2 separate regions of the Homo sapiens genome follow, and region 2 is linked to region 1. The links are chromatin loops, found by intact Hi-C in ENCODE. Cell type or tissue: CD14-positive monocyte. All regions are shown on one strand. Each heading gives the region's core, and the rest is flanking DNA. Links, peaks and the distances in the headings are about the cores only.

Region 1 (12,959 bases), core at 3,061-11,060:
TACAGATTTATCCTCAAAAATATTTACTTTTACCATGAGGTGAGTCACTGGCAAGGATATCACGCAGTAAAGTTAAATGAACCTCTATCCAGATTACAAATTAACAAACTTCTAAACGATAGTAGGCATCACGAGAAAATATTTAATAGAACATCAAACAACGCTTCATGAGGCTGGGAATGGTGGCTCACGCCTATGATCCCAGCACTTTGGGAAGCAGAGGTGGGAGGATTACTTGAGGCCAGTAGTTCAAGTCAAGCCTGGACAGCATGGCAAGACACTACCTCTTAAGAAAATGCTTTATGAGCAACAAATTTCTACATATTGCTACATGAAAACTAGTTGCCCTCCTTTTTGCTGCAGTTGAAGGAGTTATTAAACAGCTCTGATATTAAGTTTCATTAGCTTTCAATCTCCACCTATTCAAGTTCTTAGGATGTAGCTCACTTTCCACAATTTAAAATATTTAGAAACTTGAATGAGAATCAATATGCCCAAAAGGTAAGATTAGGGTGCTATTATTAACAATTCAATTTTAATTAGCAGGACAAAAATAACTGAAAACAACTGTAATTTTAGACAGGCATATAAATATTCAAAATAGAGACTATGAAAGTATAACCATAGTAAGAATTCTATTGAGCCATAAGAAATAGCTGTTTTTGTATATTTAAAAATGATCAAATAGCAACTGCTTATGATTCAACCTACAGCAAGTGTTTCAACTATTACTGCTGGCAGACAAACCAATGCCTACCTATATTATAGTTGAATGTTTCCCCAAATGGGGGACTTAACATAGGTGAGATGATTTTAAGTAATTCACAGATGAGGGATTTGATAAGTTGTATTATGATTGAAAAAGCTACTTCTTTTCACTTGCACACAGACAAAACTAAGAGAGTGATGAGAAGTGAAGTTCCTGGAAACTCGTATCTATTTGGTACATACGATTAACAAACATTTGTTCTTCGTGAGACAGGATGCTTGTGAGATGGGCACCCTGCAGACGGCATTCCCGTTCAGCTGCATCCCATGTGCGTCGATGGGCAAAGTATTTGTAGCACTGCCCTTGGAATTTGTGCCAGCCATAGTCACATGTCTCGGTATCTGAGAAGAAACAGGCAGGAGCTTATTAAACGCACATACGTCATTCAAACTTGGCACCCCCAACCAAGTGTTAGTAGGATACCCAAGCCAGTATCTGTGCAATGTCCCTGAAGTAACTGATTCATAAAATTTGGTCACGATGACAAAGAAATTATTATGAAGTGAGCCCAACTGATTCGTGCCAAGTGGATGGCTATATATCTTTGGATTGCAAAGGCAGCATCTAACAGCAACTTCCTTGATTAAAGCCAGAGAAAACTGGAAGAGGGGCCAGCCAAAATCTCTTGGGCTGCTATAGCACTGGCTGACTTACTTGTGAAGCAACTGGGGCTAATTCCTTACCAACACAACTTTTCTAAGAGACTCATTCAAGTGATAGATAAGAGTTCCGGCTAATAGAATTATGAATGCCCTATTTGCATAACAACTTCAAAGGTTCTGGAAGTAGTCCTCTCCCATTTCCCAAAGAGATATCTGAGAAGTCACAGGCTCTTGTCATGTAAAACTGACAAAGAGAAAAAAATCCTTTATGAATAGGTACGTTTTGGGATACAGCTAGAACTGTATGCCTTCTTCCTAAAAAGAAGGGTAAGATAGGTAATGCCCAATGAAAATGCATCAAGATTTTAAGTTTATTAAAAATGAAATAAATTAAATTATTTAACTCACCCCCCCATTCCACCAGGTCATATACATATGTGTGTGTGTGTGTCTGTGTGTGTGTTTCACAATAAGCACACTATAACTGATATTCCAGTGGGACAATAATATTTTTCAAATATATCTAAATTTTACACTGGCAGTATCAGCTACACTTTCTAGGTTGCCAATTTTTACATAATTCCACAAGAAAGTGGCATTGTTCATAGCACTGTATTCTTCATTGGCAATCTTCCCACAGAATTGCTCATCCACAGGTGGGGTTGACTTTCACAAAATACACCCCACAATTATATTGAAGTAGTTACATGTAAAAACTAACAAAACTGCAGTTTATAGAATTTCAGGCACCAACAAAACCTTCCAGATGACCTAGTAAGTATCTCCCCCCACCCAAATTTGCTGATTAATAGAAGAAAACACAACCCTACTAAATTAAATAAATGTTTGCTTTATACGTTAGTTTTGGTGGCCAAATTGAAACTCAGATTGTCTCTTGACTCTTATTCCTGTTACTCCTCTTTCTATAACTGTGGGAAAGTATGAATTCTGAAAGATTTCATTTCTTTCCTGGCTTCAGTGATTAAAACCATACTCACACAACAGATGCAGCTTATCTGAGAGCAGTATTTATTTCAGTTTAGTCTATCAGGCCTGTTGTTTAGTTGCAGCCAGCTGACTAATTCTTTTGAGTAATGTGCACTGGAAGCTTTGCGTTTATTAAAGTGTTGTTTGGAGATCACCAAGTCTCATAGGAAAGGACTCAAGACACAGCTAGATGGTTTGGTATAAAAGTAGCACTCAGTGCCTCAAAATGAAGCAAATTTTGGCTACTTGGATGTAGTATTTCTGCTTTGGGGAAGTTCATTTGTAAGAATTTAGAGGTAAGGTGAGAGGGCTAGGAAGAACACAGCTCTTCCTATATGAGGGGGTTAGTTTACAGAGGAGGAGAATCAAAAAAACTTTTAGAACATTCTTACTGCCAAAGTAAATAATGTGATTTATAATGGCATAACTTTCCTTAACCATGGACATTAATTTAAGATACATGATGTAAAATTATGGAGGATCTTAACCCCTTGAATAATACATCAGAAAAAACTTTTCTACATACCCTTTTTTATCTGCTATTAACCCAATTGGTTTTAGTTTGGTTTCCCCTTTTTTGTCTTTTTTATTTTTTATTTTTTTTGTGGTGGAGTCTCGCTTTGTCACCCAGGCTGGAGTGCAGTGGCATGATCTTGGCTCACTGCAACCTCTGCTTCTCGGGTTCAAGTGAGTCTCCTGCCTCAGCCTCCCTAGTAGCTGGGACTACAGGCGTGCACCACCATGCCTGGCTAATTTTTGTATTTTTTGGTGGAGACAGGCTTTCACCATGTTGCCCAGGCTGGTCTTGAACACCTGACCTCAGGTGATCCACCTGCCTTGGCCTCCCAGAGTGCTGGGATTATAGGCGTGAGCTATCGCACCCAGCCCCTTTTTGTCTTCTAAATAGTTTATCATTAAGTATTTTTCCTCCTAAACAAGAAAACCCAGATGATCACAAAATTTAGATATGTGACCACTTCACTACTAACAGTGCCTGTCTCAGTTAGCAGATGCATACATTCCAATCAGAACACAGGTCCAAAAAATAGAGGCGGGGTTTCTGTTAAAACCAAACTGGGAAAATGCATTTATTTGTACTATCTAAATCATAGCTTCCCAATGACTATAAATATATCTGCAAAAACCACTTAGAGTGGTTTTTGTGTAAAAAAAAAAAAAACAAAGCCAACTATCCACATTGATTCACTTTTTTTTTTTTTTTTTTTTTGAGATGGAGTCTCACTCTTGTCACCCAGGCTGGAGTGCGGTGGCATGATCTCTGCTCACTGCAACCTCTGCCTCCCAGGTTCAAGCTATTCTCCTGCCTCTGCCTCCTGATTAGCTGAGATTACAGGCACCCGCCACCACACCCGGCTAATTTTTGTACTTTTAGTAGAGATGGGGTTTCGCCATGTTGGCCAGGCTGGTCTCGAACTTCTGACCTCAGGTGATCCGCCCGCCTTGACCTCCCAAAGTGCTGGGATTACAGGCGTAAGCCACCATGCCTGGCCACTTAAATTTTATTATTCATGAATTCAACAAATATGTAATGAAGGATCATTTGTCAAGCTGCATCTCCCAGGATGCTATTCTGATAGGAGATACTATTCATAGAAATAGTCTATTTGTTTTTTCAACCTTACCTAAAAATTATGTGAAACTCTTTTTATTTATTAAAAGGCAACCTTTGTGGATGACATTTTCTTAAAAATCATTCAATGCATGGAAAGACATCTTATGCTTTAAAACTCCTATAGGTTTTAAAGAGGTTACAAAAAAATAGGTTGTTTCAATGGGTTACAATACAAACCCAGATTTGTAGTGTGCACAGCTCCTGTTCATGAACATAGAAGGTGAAACTATCACAAACAAATTCACCAAAAATTTATTCTTTTGATGCTGTACAGGTAATGTTTTCAACCTCTCTGACATATAGCTGTCAAGTCCTAAGAAAGTGCCCATCCTCCACACTTCTCACTAGGCAAGCTGTATCACTGACTTTGGCAAGGGCAGTTTGTGCAGCCAGAACTGCCTCTCTACTGTTCCAATAGCCCTTTCTAGATTTTGTATCTGTAATTATTGCACCAAAATGTGTCCCCTATTTCGGAGTAACTGTGACTTGGGAAGTTACTAGTCAGAGAACAGAAAACGTCAGCTGAAGGAACACTGACACGGTCATCACCAAACTTTGGATAGAAAATTGTTTAGACAACAAAGCTGCTGTTAATGAAGAAAACATTTGTTCTTAGGCAACCTGAAAAGAGGAAAAAAATCTTTCAGTATCCTGGCAATAAATCACAGGAGCACAGCTGCACTGCGTAAACAGACTGAGATCGATGTTTCTCAGCAAAAAAATGTGCATGAAAATCAAACTTGCTTGAAAATACAATAAAAAGTACCTGAAAGTCAGGTGGCACCAGAAATAAAATTAATTAACACTTTTTACTTTCAATATTCTTTTGAAAAGAAAGAGAAAAGGTCAATGGCACCAAAGTCCCTTCCAAAAATCTGTTGCCACTCAATGCATCAGATAAACATATAAATAAAGTGTTTATCTTTGAGAGTTACTTTAGAAGTGTGAAGATATTCAGAGAAACTTGGGCTGTAGAGTTAAGCCATTTAGGTTCACTTTTCCCATTGTACGATTTACTAGCTGTGTGACATTAAACACATCACTTTTTTTCTCTGAGCCTTAATTTCTAGCCCACTGAATGCATAGAAATGCTATGCCAACCAAATGAAACAATGTGCCAGGATGCATTTGATAGTCTGTAAAGAACTAAATTTTATTCTCTGCCAAGAGTTATGCTAAGTCACCAGGATCAGAGACTTTGTTTTGTTCATATTTCTATCTCCAATGCCCAGAACAGTGCCTGGAAGACAGTAAATGCACATTGAAAAAACGATTTTTTGAATTGCTTCTTGTACTTGGAACTAACAGAAGCCAGAATCATGTTTAACATATTGGAATGTCTCAACTGTCTCAGGCTTTTGTTTTCTTCAACAAATGCCATCTTTCTAATGTTTTTACTTTAAGAAGAGGATCTTGCTTGGTCTATCTTTATATTCAAAATCTAAAACAAACAGATTTACCCTATGCAATAAAAAAAGAAAAAAACCAACACCTAAAAATGTAGCCATCATCCATCCACTTGGAACAGCAATTCAATACATGCTCCTTTTGGATTTGCATTCATCGCAGTGACATCCAGATTAACACCATGAAGCAGAATGTGGGACCAGACCAATGTGCCTGAGTGTCTAATGCATTTTCAGTTTGTCTGGTGGAATGGAAGTTTGGCACTGAACACTTTTATCAAAGCCAAACCACTGTACGAGTTTAAGTAGAGGAAATCGACATTCCAAAGCTGAGTGTGCTTAGCATGCAATCTGTTTCTTATTGATGGACCAAGAAATGCTCCCATTAACCACCTAAAATACACCCTCAGGTTGGCCGTAAAATGCAAATTACAGGGATCATGAGATTCAAGCCATCATGAACATAGGGCTTTCTTTCATTCAGAAAAAGTCAATCCTTCTTTAGTAGGAAAATTTCCTGGTGAGCAGATTCACAATATCTTCTACTTAGCATGTGCCAAAGCAAATGTATTCTAACAACTATATCAACTCATTCTCCAGATATGATTGACTATGAAAAATAAGTCCATTGAGTCTCAAGTGCTTAGGAGGAGAAAATAAAAACAGCTAATATTGAATTCAGTACTCCTTCGTACATGAGCCACAGTAAGGTCAGTGCTTAGTTTGTCCCCAAGAAAAATACATACGATAATATTCCTTTTATTGGCTGGATGTCTTTAAATTCAGCTCAGTTTGCCTGCCTGCAATTCCAATCTATCAGCTAAACAACCATAATCAAGTCAACACTATGATTCAGATGTTTTGAGCTATCCCTGAATAAGGAAACCTAAGGAAATGTGAATTTCCACTGCAGGAAAGATTATGCATTGAGGCCAAAATTGCTAAAAAAAAATCAATAATGTTCATCATACAAATGTTGCAATAGCTCTTACCTTGCTCACAAAGTGCACCAACATAACTTGGAAGGCAGAGGCACCTGAATGTGTTAAAACCATCAACACAAGTGGCTCCATTACGACAGGGATTAGAGTGACATTCATCAAAATCTGAAACAAAATAGTAAAAGCTCACAAAATACTTTCAAAAAGTATCAAAGAATTCCATTTAGTGTGAGGTTGCAAGATAACATACAAGACAGCCAGTTAAATTTGAATTTCAGATTTTAAAAAAAGTATAATTTGTTAGCATAAGTATGTCCGTGCCATATTTAGGGCAAACCTATACTACAAAGTTATTTCGTTTTTACTTGAAACTCAAATATAAGTGGCCATCCTGAATTGTTATTTCCTAAATTTGGCAACCCTAAGAAAATGTCAAAGGTATTCAGAGTAGGGCCATTGTCTCCATTGCTGATAAATGAATCAGATAAGCCCTAAAACGAATGAAGAATCAACAGCCCCAGCCTTCCCACCTCCAATCATGGCTCATTCTCTGATTACCTCACACATGGACTACTCAAAGTATCTAACTGGCCTCACCATCCCTAGGCCCTTTCCTCTCCAATATATCCATCACTCTGCTAAATGTCATCTTTTTTAGACACAGTCATGATAATTTTATTCTTTTACTTCCAAACATTCCATGGATCCCAATTGCCCAGGGCAGCAGTCTTCAACGTGAGCTCCCTGGACCACAAACAACATCAGCATCACCTAAGAATGTTAAAAATCCACAATTCCAATTCCACCCCAAATCTACTGAATCACATACTTTGAGGTGGAGACAACAATCTGTTTTACCAGCCCTCTGATGCATGCTAAGGTCTCAGAATCACTTGACTAGAGTGTGAAGTAACACTATTCAGTATCCTGAACTCAGGACCTTCTTAGACTGTCAGGGCTTTCTAGACCCAACCTGCCTTCTGGTACTGTCTCCCAATACGTCTCCCTCTCCCAAACCCCTAAGTAGGCATACCTGGATCGAGGCTGTCATTCAAATGCCTTCTGTAGTTTTTGGCCTCTGTGCTTTTGTTTGTTGTGTCCATATCTCCCTCCACCACCTGTCAAATCTTCCCAACTTTAAAATCTATGTCAAATAAAATCTTTCTACACAGATTCTAATCTTTCTACATATGATCTCCCCTGATGAAATTAGTGACTTTATTTCCATAGCATTTTGCAATTACACTAAAAATTTAATGTTTAAGAATATTTTTAAATGAATATACAAAGCAAGTTAAATTTCTTAGTCATATAATGTATTCTTACCTAAAGAAATGGTCTTAGTAAACATGATATTATATAGTAATAATACCAAACATGTTTATGGTGCTTGCTGAGTGCCAGACACTTTGTCACCCAGCCTGGAGTGCAGTAGCGTGAACACAGCTCACTGCAGCCTCGACCTTCTGGGCTTAAGCAATCTTTCCACCTCAGCCTCCCAAGTAGCTGGGACTACAGGCACGGTTAATTTTTTTTTTTTTTTGCAGAGGTGAGGTTCTGCCATGTTGCCCAGGCTGGTCTCGAACTTCTGGGATCAAGCGATTCGCCCACCTCGCCCTCCCAAAGTGCTGGGGTTATAGGCTTGAACCACCGCGCTGGCCTCGTTGACTTTTTTTAAGTACTCTTTTAATATGAATGTTGGGATTGTATCGCAATATTGATGTATAATTTAAAGTGCTATTGGTGAGCTTTCTTTACTCAATCATTGTAAGCAAATTAAGCAAACCTTCATGATATCTCTAAAAGGGACATCTGGACAACATATTTCATCATTCTTTTCTCAGAAGTGAGGTCTATATGTAGCCAAATCAACACTGGTGCCTTTTTTTTTTTCTTTAAAGAGAAGGATGCCTAAATAAGAATATGGGAGTGTGAGGGTCAATTATATTCCTTGGAACCAAAAGAGAGGCAGGGAACAGCAATTGCACAGCTCCCTGAGGCCGAGGCACGTTGGGCTGGTTGCTGGGAGTCAGGGAAGGGTCTTTCCCATTCCAAATGAGAAGAAAAATTATCCCAAAACTAAGGACAAAGCTCTCTAACTTTTATTATTTTCCTAATTTTTAAGTCTAGCTTTCTAAAAAGATTTTTATACTGAAATTGATTTTTATTTATATGCAGATTTGGGGGATAAATGTACATTTTTGTTAATATTTATGCATTTTTACATTTGTAAATTCTACCTGTAAAAAACACAAGAAGACTCAGCAGGCCTCACTGAGTCTTGGTTACGTTAACAGAATTCACTGAATATCTGTACCCATTTTCCAGCCCCTAGTTAATTACCCTCAGATTTTAACTTCATTTAACATATAATTAATCTTCATATGGGTTTCTTTGAAATCTCTGATTGATTCGACAACATAAATTCTCCCCCAATATATCTTCTGTGAAAGAACTGCACCTTTTCAGCCAAGTACCATCTTACCAAGTTCACACTGGTCTCCGCTGTATCCTGGCACACAGGTGCATACGTAGGAAGTTTCAGTAGGATAACAGGTGCCTCCGTTAAGGCACGGGTTCATTTTGCAGCGATCAGGTCCTACCATATTCAGGAAAGTAAGAAAAGCAGTTAGGCTCGTCTCTAATGTTTGCGTGTATTTTAGCATAAAACGCCCCATATTGCTACCATATTATAGGCTTTACCATAGCAATTTAGAGTTACTACATATAAAAATTAACATTAACTTTACTCTCTGGAGTGTTTCTTGGCATTATAACTAATTGTTACAAATTGCATCTATTCATTTCTGGGATTCAATCACGATTACTCTTAAATGATATTTTTTGTACTGTATCTGGCAACTAATATATTCTACTGCAGATTTAGTTGGCATGATAATGGCAATTGATTTTAGTCAAAAATGATTACACATATGTGCACAGTGAATGGAAAATGTATTCTTTTAAATGGGGTTAGTTCATGTGAAATGGCTGGATACACAGAACATGCATTCTTTTTAGCAGGTTGGCTTGTTATCATCATTTGAATTATTATTGCCTTTTACCACTTAATGCTCAGAAACTGTTTTTCTTCGAAAGTGTGCACTGAAGTCTCTTCTGCTACATTAACATGCTTTTTCCAAAAACACGTTCCAAATGTACTCCTTTAAACTATACTTGAAGAAAAGCAACACATGGATTAAACTCTACTGTAGAAAAACAAACCCAAATACAAAAACCTCACCTAAAATGAAACCCCAAGTTTTTATTATAATTTTCTTATTAAAATACAAATAAAACCGACACTCCTGGGAGATAAATATGAAGGCCGAAGACATAAATTTATGAGGACAAACAGTTTAAATATATTTTCTAAGTGCAAACACTTTTACACCACTTGAAGCATATATTTTATATTGCAATATTGCTTGGATAAGTGTATTTTCATTGAGTTTATACTTATTCTTTGTATATTGTTTCAGACTTGCTTACATTTCTAAATCTTCAAAGATCCAAATGAGAGTTGAAAGTTTTACAAAATAATTGAAATAAAATAGATTATCTATGGAATACACCCATACTTTCAAGAATCTTAAGTCCTGAAACCCTGAAATAATTACACATGAAAGAAGAAAGATGTCTAACTTCTTATGAAACATTAGCTTAAAGAATATCAGGATAAACAAGGTACTGCTATAAAAGATAACTGAGACTTCCCCACACCAGAAAGTCAAACTCAAACTTTCTGAGTGTTAAGTAAATTCTGAATGACTATAAACCTGGATAGGTACACATTCCCATGTTTGGGATTCACGTTAAAATTAGGTTAATTCAGATGAGTACATCAACTTCTCCAAAAACTCCCCCGAGTTTTCTAAGACACTTTTTCCTATAGTTCCAAAACTATTTGAAATCTCCCTAACAATTTTAGCTTTCTGAATTTTAAAGTACAAGTACGCTCGCTGCCAGGATGACAAGGCTGCAGTTAACACACGCCATAGCCACATGCTGCCCTCTGTGCTGAATCCAAATGACACTAGGTGAAAGTGCTTTATCAGACTGTGATGTGCCACACAAATGTGAAGAAGTACTATTACTATTCCTACCACTGACACTAGACACCATGCTGAGACCATGAAACAAGGACTGAGTGAGTGAGTCTTCCTGTGAACTGGAAGTCGTTCCAATTAACAGGAAACTTCAGTTTTTATGAATGTTATTCTCCCCTAAACAGTTCGTATTAACCTCTGAAAGTTGAATCTGCAACAGATAGACCAGGTAATCCCATATGAGCTGCTGTTTACTGAATTAAGCTAAAGTGACCATTTGTTTTGCAATGAAGACGCAAACTATAAATCTTGGTAAATATTGTAAACTGGAAAATTGGTACATATTTCTCATTCATCAAACTTAACTCTATATGTACCTAGTTATTACCAGTTATTTTTACATCATATTTTTAACAAACTGAAGTATATTAAACTAAATTAAAAAACAATAAATATTAGCCAAATTACTAGATTATCATTTACAGATTTAACACACAGTGATAACAAAAAACCCAATGTCAACTACCTTTGATCAATTTTCCTCAAAATATTTCAAGCCATTTATTAAAAATTGTACTTTCTATTTTACTCTTTCTGAAGCACATCAAAATAAAGCATTGGTGGCACAAAAGGTAATATTGATATGATCAGAAGAATAATTTTAACGATAGTCATGGCATAAAACATATTAAAATAAAACATATATTCTCAACCAAGACAGACATTAAAGTACTGATTTTTCTTCCTCTTTTTGCAGGTAGCAGCTAGGTGGTGATGTCTATTTGTGGATTCCACTGACATTGTTAATTTAAATAATAACATTATGGGAAAACACCATTAGAGCTGATTTCTTAACATTCTCAGGCTAGATTAAGAGGAAAATAAATTCTACAAAGTAAATATTCCAAGATTCCTGGTTCATATATTATTCAATATCAATTGTTTATTTTTATACTATACTGAAACCAGCAAAGAGCAGTGAAAAGACTATGGACTTTAGAGTGGAGCTAAGCTGGGTTCAAATCCTACTTTTACCACAATGTGGCTGTGCCACCTTGGGCAAGTTGCTGAACCTCTCTGAACCTTCACCTCTTACCCTTTCACACAGGGCTTTTATAGCCTTTTCGTGGCAATCAGAAGAGATGGCTTATATGAATCAGTATCAAATTCATGCTTTCCATACATTCAGTAAATACACAGAAAACTTCTCTCAACAGGCAGTATGTTTATATAATAAATGACTACTCACTACTGGTAGGCACTGTGTTTGATGCATTATGTAGACTGTCTTAAACAAGGACATTGCATATAAGTATGAGCTGATATTGATACTGCACAAACTCTGAAATAATTATTAGAGCTACGTACTACTCCCAAATGTTAAAGGCCTGACAGATTTTGATACTACAGCAATAGCATCCATCAATGGGAGGGTTTTTAAAAATAGGACTTTTTTTCTACTTTTAAACCTAACATGTATAACTATGAGACATATGACAAAGCAATACTCTAGTTGTGAGTAAAAACAAATTGAATTTTTATAACATTAATAATTTCATCTTTTCCATGTTGTAATTGTATATTATTTCTAAAACCCAGAAAAATACAAAGTCTACTTCTAAAGTCCAAAACTAATCTATACTTACTGTCATTTCATCTCATTATGAACTCAATACTGTGGCCTGGCCTGCTGTTATGTGAATAATATGAAACTCTCCATTGATTTAACATCACAATAAAAATTACATACATATAAACGTTAGCACCAAGGGACTGTTTCCAGGTTTGGAAACAGATTTATCAATGTTGTGATCTTACCTGGTAAATAGATTGCCGTGCCTTCCACTGACTCTTCATTAATGCCAATCAGGAAATCTGTTTCATTAGAAGTCTCCAGAAGGGAAAATGGTGGTGTTGCAACCTCAGTATTAAATTCCACAGGGTTTACTGTTGCCTGATCATTGGAATCAAGAATTCTCGCTGCCACTTGCTGTTCTGATGCTGCTATCGTGGAATCCTGCCCTCTGATTAAAGCTGCTTGAGTTTCAGGGTTTATTTCTGGAGAAGAAGAAAGCGTGGGCCTCTCAGAAGTCTGTGGACTTAGCCAAGGCACCACACCTGCCTCGACCCCATAGGTGGCAGAAGCAGAAGTAGAGTGTGGCCACTGTGTAGCACCTTCTAATTCAATTTCATCGGCAGTTGTAATAACAGTTCCAGCCTCAGGTGTTTTAATGGTGGGAAACATCTTGATTGCTTCTCCAGAAACTTGACCATCGGTTTTGTTTTGGAAATCTTGGAGAATCTCAGTTCCTTCCACAGCAATAAGTTCTGTGGGAGAAGCTTCCATTTCTTCTAATAACTCAGGTTTACCATCATCTTCTGAAGGTTCTAATTTTGTGTCAGGAGATAAAGAGGGAGGCTCAGTTATGTGAAGGTATTCCTCACTTGATGGTTTGAAAGTCGCTTCAATATTTACATGAATTTCCTTAAAAGAATCCTGTGGGGACATTACAGATGAGCCGACGTCTATTCCTGGCAGAGCACTGGGCTGGGGGATCTCTGTGTGTCCAGA
Region 2 (10,982 bases), core at 748-8,747, 59 kb after region 1:
TGAGTAGACCACCATGTACCATTCAAATGTTTATCATATTCTTTACCTGACCAGCATAACGTAGGGTCTCTGCTATGACAGATAACATGTATAATTTTTATCCAAAGAAAGCCTGAAATAAATTCTCAAATTCTTCCTAGTAGAAGCTCCTGATACTTGCCTCAAATTCCACTTTGTTGTATTTTAGGGGTGGTATAAACTAGTGGTTTTGAACTGTGCTCCAGGGCTCAAGAAATTTTCAAAGGGATAAGGATAGAGCAAGCAAGGGGGTGGAGCTCTGGATCCTCTCTTGCCATGTCAACAAGAGTCTCTCCATTTTTAGCTGGGGTAAATATGATGACTCATTTCTGCAAGACATCAAAGTGGATTGAACTAATATGCCAGAGAAGTCACTGAAAAATAGAAATTGAGGCAACTGGGTCTTATGAATGAGATTTTATTAAGAGTCATCCCATTTAAGAACACTTTGTTGTTGTTGTTATTTGGGATAAACTGTGGTTTCCAAGATACGTGCCACTCTTCTTATCCCTAGTAATTTCCTGGGATGGACAACAGTTTATCTTCTGCAGCCTGACTTCTAGTTATAAGACTGTCTCCCATGTGTTCATCCTTAGATCATCTCTGTCTTCCAGAGTTATATTACTGTAGTAATATGACTACAGGGGAAAAGACTACCCATCTCATAGATAAGTGCCTCAGATCAGTGCCAACGCAAAAAGACCTGCACGGGCACTAAGTAGATGCAATGACAACTGGCATTCATTTTCTCATTTCTGATATTTTATGACTCAAATAGGAGATTTTGCCAAAAAAAAAAATCAAACGCCAATTTGTACCTTTATAGAACCTCTCTAAAATTGCCAGAAAATATATATGGTGCTATCTGGTGAATATAAGAGATAGCTTAAAATGATCTCTAAGGCTTAAGCAAGAATTTGAATAGATTTAGATTAGTTTAATGTTGATCAAAGCTTCAAATAGTCTTCTTGGTAATTAAAAATCTTCCATGTGCACTGAAGATTGGCAGTAAAGGGGCACAAAGAGGCCTCCTCGACCAAGGCAGGGAACTTCAATCTGTATAAGTATCTGCAGTTGCTGGAATAATTTGAAGACCCCATGGAGCTAAGGAGATTAAGTGGAGGATTTTCATTGTTTCAGAGGGGCAAGGGGCAAATCCATTGCTAATTCTTTAATGATGAAAAATGGTAAGAAGTTGTTAAACTCCTTTGGGGATTTTAAAAAGTGATACGTAAACAGAAGAGAGAGAGAGAGAGAGAAATCACAGTAGTGAGGCTAACAAAAATAATGATAAAAAGGTTAGAAGAACCCAGGATACTTAGTGGATGCCTAGACAACATAAAAATAGATTTATAGAAGGAAGCAATGGAATTTGAATATAAAAGGGTATCAGAAAGTTAATGTGTTGCATCTGAAATTCAAAGTATTTCCTTTTGGCTACACAAGAAAGACTTTTAATAAAACCCTTTGTATATATTTCTGAAAGGTAAATATTTTATAGGGAAATGGAGGATTGGAAGAAAATCTGTTCCATCATGTCTGGGTATTAGAATTTTGCTTAATAACTTGCCAAAATATTACGCTTCCAAGGGCTATGGCATTATGTGTGTACCCAATTAAAGCAATTTTTCTTTGCTTTGTCTCCTAACTTAAATTCAAATGACATATAAACCACCCCTGAAAAGAGGGTGAAACTAAAATGTCTCACTGCAATACTTAACGGATAACAACTAGGATATTAATCTTAAAAAATATACTAAATTTCTGTTTGATCGAATTCAAATATTTATTAAGTCTTGGCCTTTTTAAGACTCTGATATGTACCATGGTTTTTATTAAATACCTTATTTCTTCGGTATAAGTTAAGATAGAATTTCCTAAAAGCAAACTCAAATATTTTAATAATCATATTAAGAGAGAAAAAAGGGGGAAAGGTTTTTCATGTGTATATGTGTATATATGTGTGTATATGTATGTACATGTGCATACACACATATGTAATAATTTTTAAAATGTAGATTCGCCTTCAGAGTCTTGAAAAAGAATCACTGATAAGACTCAACACTGAAGTAATGATTATTAAATTATGTGTCATGCCTTGAGGTATTCGTTATTTTCAGTATACAATACTTTCCTTCATGGAATCAATGAAGTGGCTGCCAAAAATGCACCTGCCTTGACTTTTGAATGAGTACCAGTTCATTTTTGGTGAAAGACGTGGACTACTGGATTGACAGGTGTTTTTCCGCTCATCCAAACCCCAAACAACAGTTACTTCTGAGTGCTATTTCTCAATGCTTCTGAACCAGGTGTCATGTTATACTACCTTCTTGCAGATAATAAAAGCCTTACCATCCACAGTCAGTGACACCGTGTCTTGTGTGTCTTCAATCCCGTACATGACGTCACAGCGGTAAAGACCCGCATCACTTGCCAGCAGCTTGACCACAGTGAGGGAGGCATCGCCCACAGCCTCGGGATGTGTGGGCACAGACACTCTCCCTTTGTAGTCCTGACCAATCTTGATATTTCCATTTTGGGCCACAAGGACAGTAGTCTCTTTCAAATCTTTTCCATTTTTGTCCACTTCAATCTTAGACCATTTGATGCGGAGAAATTCACTGGTGTTGTAACTGGGTGGCAAAGTAGGCATCGTTGAAAAATGACAAGGTAGGCTGACTTTTCCAGAGAGGGAGCCCCTCACCGGTGGGCTTTTTCCCACTTTGACTAGAGGAAAGAGAAAATAACAAATTAACAATCTTAAAAAACCCAAACTTAATCTATTCAATATGTGAATGGATAAGCAGCCTTTATAATAGTTTGGTTACATCTTCAACATGTGACATAATTAGAATGACTTTATATAAAGAGAATAGCATACAATTTCAATGATGTTTTACAACAACAGGGATTAATAATGCTCATTTCTTTATATAGAAATGTGGCATCATTCATTTTAAAATTTTTTAACTTAGTGTTTAACATGAACAAAATAAGTGATAAAAAAAAAAAAGGCAAGCATAAGAGGTCAAGCAATTAAGGGCAAAGAAGGGCAGACTAGAATCCGTAGGGCAGGTTTAAAGGACTGGACCAACATTAGGAAGAGCAGCTGAAAGATGAAAATTATGTCTACAGGTCGAAAGACAAAAAATGTTTGTTACAATAACTGCCACATTACCTTAGAGGAAATGAAAACAAAATTCAAAGATGAAGTGAAAATAAAAAAGTGCTTCATAGGACTGGAACCAGGGAAAGCCTAACATTTGAAGGATGCACTTTGGTCCTGTGTTGGAACCAAAGGCTTTCATAATTATAACAAATCCAGCTACCATCACTTTGCAGTGAGACATTACCTTCAATTATATAATGGGGAAAGGTTGGTTTCTGTTCACCTAACCGTCCTAAAATATTTATCTGCAGAATGTCCTTCTGTTTAAACTTTTAAACTTTTAATGATAAAGAATATATTGACTACAGTTTAACACCATTACCTGCAAAATAAATGTTTTTTCACTCTTAGAGGAATCCATCCCTTTCTCTCCCACTCTCCTCTCTATCTTCCAGCCTCTATTAATTAGGCTAGACAATATGTTAGTAATAATGGAAGTTGTTGATAATGCACAAACAATGCTTACTTCATGAAAATATGGTCAACAAGTTAATAGTAGCCTCTAGGTGAAATGAAATAATGATTTTTTAACCAACAAAATGATGTATATCTAACACTCTGCTAGTGGTCAAACATATTGGAAACACACATCTCAACATGGGCATGCATTGGAAATGATATCACTCTCAATGTAAACACTGTGGATTCTCAATGTAAACACAGTTGGAGAAAAGCATTTTGAAAATTGCAAGAAGATACTATGGAGATATATCCTTTAAGAAAAAAATACTGTCTTGCTAAAGATTAAAATTTTAACCTAAAAAGAGATTGGCCTATAAAACATTTCATGTGATGCAAATAAATCCAAAATAATTAATATAGTATCATATTTAATGTACTTACAATATAAATCACTAATTTATTTCAAATGTATAATAACCATTGCTGTTATGCATTTGTTTATTATTTTATTAATCTACATGTAGCTTATCCAAAGCAGACTTAAGGCACTTAATGAAATTAAATAAAAACAAAGTGAAGTGTGCTATTAGCTATACTAAATTATCCTTTGAAATATTGCTAAGACTATTATCATTTTGGAATAAAATTGCAAGGGAATAATTCCACTTTTAATGGCCTCCTTGGCTTACAAAGTAAATTCTCTAACTTAGCTCAACCTTAAAGTAAAACTGGTCGAATTCCTTACAAAGGATCCTCCACTGAGAGGAAGGATAAGCTCCCAGATGGCTGGTGAGAGACCTGAGTCAGAACACATGTCTCCTGACACCTAATCAAGGAATCTTTTAGCTCTGGTGTGCTTCCTCTGCCCCTAAATGAAGTAAAAGAAGTGTTCTTTTCAGTTCCTTTTCAAAGTCTAGATGCATCCTATTTCTATAAGTATTTAATTACTATCTGAACTGAAATATTTTAGTAATTTCATGATCTTTTTAATAAATCCGTAAGGTTCACAGAGGACTCTCTGAAAGTACCTTCTACCTATTTCACATTCCTTTAATTTGGACCTAATTAGGGAGATGATGATAACACAAAGATATTGTTCTGAGAAGAGAAAGGGTGAGAATTTTGTGCTCTAAAAATCTCCAAATTTATATTCATCATATGTTCCAGAAAATCTCATCTTCCTTCCTGAAGAATTATTTAGATGACTAACTTTGCCACAAATAAAGTACTATTTTCAAATGCAAAAATAAACAGCTTTATCATCAACTTTAATTCTGGTATGAATTTTGAAACTCTTTATCATGTCTTTTAAAATTAGTTTAAAATATATGTCTTCCAATTCTTCAATATTTCTTACAAATTATATTTCTCTTCACAATTTGAAGTATATAGGGACAGACATGAGATTCAACCCAATCTATCCAATAGGGAGGTTTCTGAAACATAGAGCATTGCTAAACAGCTGTGCTGTAAAGAAAAGGTATGTTGGAAAAAAATAACTTTAAAAAGCAATTTCCCAAGGGTTGTTTACTGTTCTAGATGTTTATATATATAAGAAAATTAAAAGCTTTGGTTGGATATAAATAATATATTGATGTGAATACAAACTTAACAAGATTAACAAAAAGCTGTGTGGTCAAATCTTTTGTGTATTAAATCTTCGGTCTTAATGCACTGGGTCACAAAAACGAAATTCACTAAATCTAAATATTTTAAGAAAGAAATTCAGTAGTTCAGAGTATAATGTTTACAGAGTATGCATGTTTAAAAGAAATCTGCTACCTACAGGAATTTGTCTGAAATGCTGACAATTCAAGTAATAAAAATGAATCCTAACAAAACATTGGCTGTTACCAGATGGTTTGTGGTCCAAATGAGTACAGTGAGGGAGAAATCACTAAATAATGAATAACCAATTACCCCTCATTCTCTGTCAGCAGATTCCTTAGAGTAAAGATGATGTAAATTCCATCTGCACAATTTGAGCAAACACACACACACAGACCTTGGCCAAATAAATGTCAAATTGAGAATATGGGAATTTATCACTCTTTCAAGTGACAAATATCACTATCTAGTTCATTCACTTATTCACGACTGTGCATGACTCCTTTTCCTACTATAAGGGGAACATCAAAATAACTAGGCCAATGGTAGATAATCAACGATTAGGACAGTTTGTAAGATAATATAATGTGTATTGTTAAAGGAAATAGTTCTTCTTGGGTTAAAATAAAGCCCATAACAATAGACAAGGTGTTCATTTATGTTAGTCGTTGACCTCATCAGTGACTGGGAATAAACAGAAAAAAACCTTAAGATGAAAGTACTTGTCTTGACTCAACAAGTTACTACTGTGTTTTCCACTATAAATCCAGAAAATCTGTTTTATGTGGATCGTATATTTGTAACTTTCACCTCTGATATAAAAAAATTCTCCTGAAATTAGCCCCAAACTAATTACATCTAATAATAGTGATCATGGATTTACAAAGAATAGGTAAAGACATGCAGAAATTACTCAATGTTGTTGGCTATCAAAATTATTGTTGTAAATACTGTAAAGGAGGTACAACACAAGTTGTTTTTCATTGCATGAGTTCTTTCTTTAAGTGGAAAGTCTAAATTTCAGCTGAAGGATGGTCGCCTACTACTTTCCCTGTAAATTCCCTTCCAATACAGCCCATCCAAATACCACTCCCCTTTTCATATCCCTTTCTCCATCTTCACTGGTTGCTGTTGTCCTTTCCTCTCTGTGACCTTCACCTTCACCTCCCAAAAACTTTGAGGAAGACAGCTCCTAGGCTTCACCATCTGATTAGCATGTCTTCATGATCCAATTGGTGGAACCTAGACTCTAAAAACTATCCAGGTGGTCCACTGTGGCATTTATTTATTTATTCACTCATTTAGTCAACACACAAAATGACTAAGTGCTGTCAGTGTGTCAGGCACTTTGCTAGAAGATGAAAGGCCTTTTTGCAGCTTATAGTAGCCTACTTGGGAAGAAAAACAATAACTTATCCCAAGAGCATGGAAGATGTTATTATATCTGCAACAGCACAGGGGACAAGGGGAACATGGAGGAGGAATTTATTTATTTATTTATTTACCAGTTATTGAGATAGGATCTCACTTTGACATCCAGGCTGGAGTGCAGTGGTGCGATCATGACTCACTGCAGCCTCGACCCCCTGTGATCAACAATTCTCCTGCCTCAGCCCTCCCAGTAGGTGGAGTTCCAGCTACTGGGCTACTACAGGCCCAAGCTACTACAGGCCCAAGCCACCACCCCCGGCTAATTTTTTAAAATGTTTGTAGAGATAGGGTCTCACTGTGTTGCCCAGACTGGTCTTGAACTACTGGGCTCAATCACTCCTCCGACCTTGGCCTCCCAAAGTCCTGGGATTACAGGCATGATCCACTGCACCCACCCAAGGAGGAGCTTTTAAATTGGTTAGAAAGGGGAATCTGGAGGTGAAAAGGGGAAAGAGAGCCATCCCAGGAGTCAATTTATTCTTGACTCCTCTCATGTCCTCACTACACACCCCATCCAATCCATCAGTGGATGGACTGACTCCTCCATCTCCACATATCCAATTCACTTCTCTTCATCTCCACTGCTACCTGATCTAAACTACTCCCCACCCCATTTCATGCACAGGCTACTACAATAACCTCCTAAATGATATCTCTGCTGCTACCCTTGCTTTCCTACAATCAAATCTGCATAGATTATCAAAAACTGAATTTTCAAAACATTCATCAACTCATATCTTTCTTTGCTGAAACCCTTCAATACTTCCTACTGCACTTGGAATAAAATCTAGACTTTTTTTTTTTTTTTTTGACATGGAGTTTAGCTCTTGTTGCCCAGGCTAGAGTGCAATGATGCAATCCCGGCTCACCACAACCTCCACCTCCCGGGTTCAAACAATTCTCCTGTCTCAGCCTCCTGAGTAAAAATTCTAGACTTTTTAAAGCCTACAGTGTTCCATGTAGATAAGAAGTATAACATGGTGGTAAAGAGCACACACTCCTATGAATTGGTTCATCTCCAAGCTTTGCTTCTTACTGGGTATGGGCGTTCGAGCAAGCTGCTTAGCCTCTCTTGGTACCACAGTTTCCTCAATAGAATACAGGGGTAATGGATGTTTCAGTGAGTTAGTGTTAAGCACTTAAAACAGTTCCTGGATCATAGGGAGTTCTATTCAAGTTTTGGGTGTTATTATTATTTAGATGAGCTGGTTTCTGCTAATCTCTCTGTTCATGTCTCCTACTTTCCCCTTGATCACTGCTCTCCAACTATAGTGACCTTTCTGCTATTCAAACACACGATGTTTCTTCCTAACTTACAGACAGGTCTTGGCTGGCTGGTTCCTCATTATCATTCTCATCTCACTTTAAATTTCACTTTCTCAAGGAGGTCTTATCAACTTCCCCCAACTCAAGCCACTCTCTATGATGTCACTCTGTTTTATGTTCATCAATTTGAAAGTACCTGGATTGTTTGTTTACTTGTTTATTGCTGGTCTCCCATAACTAGAGAAGTAAGTTTAAAGAACGATAGGCCAGTTATGAGTCATCCATGGGTATATTCCCAGACACCCAGAATAATATCTGGCACAAAGAAGGTATTCAAAAAATATCATCAATGGGTGAACAGATGAATGGGTGAGTGGGAAAAATGGATGGATGAATGGATGGATGGATGGATGGATGGATGGATGGATGGATGGATGGAAGGATGGATGGATGGATGAATACATGGATAGATGTTGATAAGCAAACAGATGGAAAGATTTTGGACAGATGGAAGGATGGATGGATGGATGAATACACGGATAGATGTTGATAAGCAAACAGATGGAAAGATTTTGGACAGATGAATGGATGGCTGGAGGTATGGATGGATGAATAGATAGATGATGGATGGATGGAGGGGTAATGAATAGATGGATGACTTAAACTTTAGCAAAAGGAATTCATCTGGAAAATCATAAAAGGTGAGTCTGATGCATAATATAAGTGTGAGGAAGAAATGGAATCTGAGTCTGGAGAGGTACACTAGACAGACAGAAGCAGATGAGTGAAACTCTTGGATAGCATCTTTCTTCAAATTCCTTGAATATATTAAATAATAAATTTGGAATTATAGAGCCCTCATTGGAAGAATATAAAATTTCAAATTAAAAAACTAGGGCATATGCATATCCAACTGCTTTTTTAAAAAAGAAAAGAAAAGGAACTAAGGGCAAAAACATGGCTGTCAGCTTTCTCTTTATCTTCTCAATTCTTTTCAAATTCTAGCCCACTGGGTGTTTAATAGTGTTTCTTTTTTTGCATAGGAAAGTTTTTGAGAAATAGTGTTAGAATTTTAAAATATGCCCAATACCATATATGAGCTTTTTTGCAAAGCCTGAAAGTAATCAGGGAAGTTACTAAAAGCTCACTTGCATCTTTAGCATCCTACTTATTATTTTGTTTTGACTTATTTATTTAAAACTAATGTTTTTGGTCCAATAATATTTTAACTGATAGTTTTCAGCACTTAATAGATTTTAAAAATCAATCTTTTATTCCAGTGATTCCACATTGCCATTTCATCCTCCAGCACTTACATTTTTATTTCAATTAACACCAAAGAAATTGTTAGCACACTCACCTTTATGTAGCGCATGGGTTACTATTAAGGTTGAACACATCCATAAGATGCTCTTTATATTTATGAACATCTTGGCCTAGAAATGAAGAAAAACACAAAGTAAATCACAAGCATTCAGGTTTAAAGTGGGTCATAAATCACATGCTTTTTGTGCATTGTATGTAATAAGGGTAGTATTAAGCATTAAGTAATAAGAGTAGAAGAAGTAGCTCCTCTTGGACTATAAAAACAGGAGTAAACTTGTAATAGCAGAAGCTATCTCAATGCTTTAATTATTAGTTTGAATCTCATCCAATGCAGCCATTACCAAAATCATTCCAGAATACAGTTTGGGAACATATAACAATGTGGATGTGTGTGACAACCACAAGTGAGTAGGCTGTATGAAGAACAACAGAGACCACAGTTCAAGTAACTAGTGGATAGGAGCTGGCACAAAAAGAAATGGGTGACCACAAAGTCTATTTAGAAACAGACAGCTGATCATAAATAGAGCAAGAGAAGATGGGGAGCAATAGAGAAAGATGTTGAAAGAAAGACATCTTCATCAAGTGTAAGGTGAGAAGGAACCAATTGGTGGTTCATGCACATAATACCAAAACAGAGAATAAGGACTTCGGCAGGCTTTTTAAAGCACAGACTCCATGTAGTTTCTAGCTGGCTAAGCAAACAAAACAAATGTATTATAAGGAGGTGTTAATTACAAAAGTGACCAGTTCTTGCCATGAATTTTAAAGCAGTACCAACAGTTCTAACGTCTCAAGAGTAAAGAATGAAAGAAAATACCCTGTACTGAGTCAAGAAACTGCCCTGGCTTTGCCATTTAATTTATTGCATGACTTTGGAAAAGACATTTAACAATCTGGGTCTCAGAATGTTCCCTTCCAGCTCAAATTTCAAGGCAGCTATAATGATGAGGAGGAGAAGAACCTGTGTTGGGGAACCATCTAGAAATCAAAGTGCCAACTTCAAAAGAATGGCAAAAGATTATTTGGTTTTTACAGTTGTGCCCTCCTCGGTAGCATTTAGAACTATTCTATAATAGCCATGCGTTTCTCCTTTCTAACACAACTCTGGTTCCATTCTAGTGCCTACCCTCAGTCACATACTTTGGAGAATCCTGGGTCAAACCCCAGCCCAAGGGATGATCTTGATATCCTAAGTCAATTATAGAGGTACCATTCCCTTTTCCAATGATTGGATTTGGAACAGTATATAATATAGTTTTGGCCAGTGAGATGTGAGGGGATCTCTTCCTCCAGTGAAGGGTCCCTGGGAAAGATAGATTCATCCTGAGAAGAGAACAAAGGAAGAGGTGGTCAGTTTTCTTCCCTGGACATTATCATGCTGGAATCTTTCTGCTGGAACTGTTGTAGGGATTTTGCATCCATGAGTAAGTGAGATACCTCTGGAAATGAAGCTGAGAAAGAATCAGCAAAGGCAAGGCGTAAGTCCTTAAGGATTAGACCTAGAGTGGACCATGCCTTTGAACTTCATTTTATATGAGATTATAAATGTCATTATTGTTTAAACCCAATAAAATCGTGACTTTTTGTTCCTTACAGTTGAAAGCATCCTAACTGGTATATATTTTTCAGCTGGGACCCTGAAAAACTTCATTGGAAAAGAAATTCTATATTATTTAGCAAACCTAGATTGAAAACAAGCTAATGCTGAAATTAGTCATAAATTACAAAACTGATCTTGAACATAAATAGGGCTTGGAGT

What was found. Hi-C counts contacts between places; a loop is a spot of excess contacts. Peaks named below come from ENCODE experiments on the same cell type or tissue, not always from the same donor. Only the 100,000 strongest peaks of a DNase experiment are listed, where the experiment ranks them.
Region 2: it touches region 1 in a loop (3-fold over the local background); 6 of 110 quality-filtered maps call a loop at or near these places.

What each region holds. Positions count from the first base shown.
Region 1 is chr5:83,541,515-83,554,473 of GRCh38, reverse strand. It overlaps VCAN (versican), which reads right to left. Exons shown (of 15, transcript NM_004385.5): 8 at 12,206-12,959; 9 at 8,824-8,937; 10 at 6,390-6,503; 11 at 952-1,110. All of the region lies in intron 1 of VCAN-AS1 (VCAN antisense RNA 1), which reads left to right. Among named protein-coding and RNA genes, the nearest start is that of VCAN-AS1, 14 kb to the left of the region's middle. RefSeq lists an enhancer at 1-327. In CD14-positive monocyte, for the core only: no CTCF peak of the experiment used is centred there; no DNase peak of the experiment used is centred there; H3K27ac peaks cover 824 bases.
Region 2 is chr5:83,481,861-83,492,842 of GRCh38, reverse strand. VCAN (versican) reads right to left here. Exons shown (of 15, transcript NM_004385.5): 2 at 9,255-9,330; 3 at 2,371-2,745. The coding sequence starts at 9,324. Among named protein-coding and RNA genes, the nearest start is that of VCAN, 16 kb to the right of the region's middle. In CD14-positive monocyte, for the core only: no CTCF peak of the experiment used is centred there; no DNase peak of the experiment used is centred there; H3K27ac peaks cover 4,470 bases.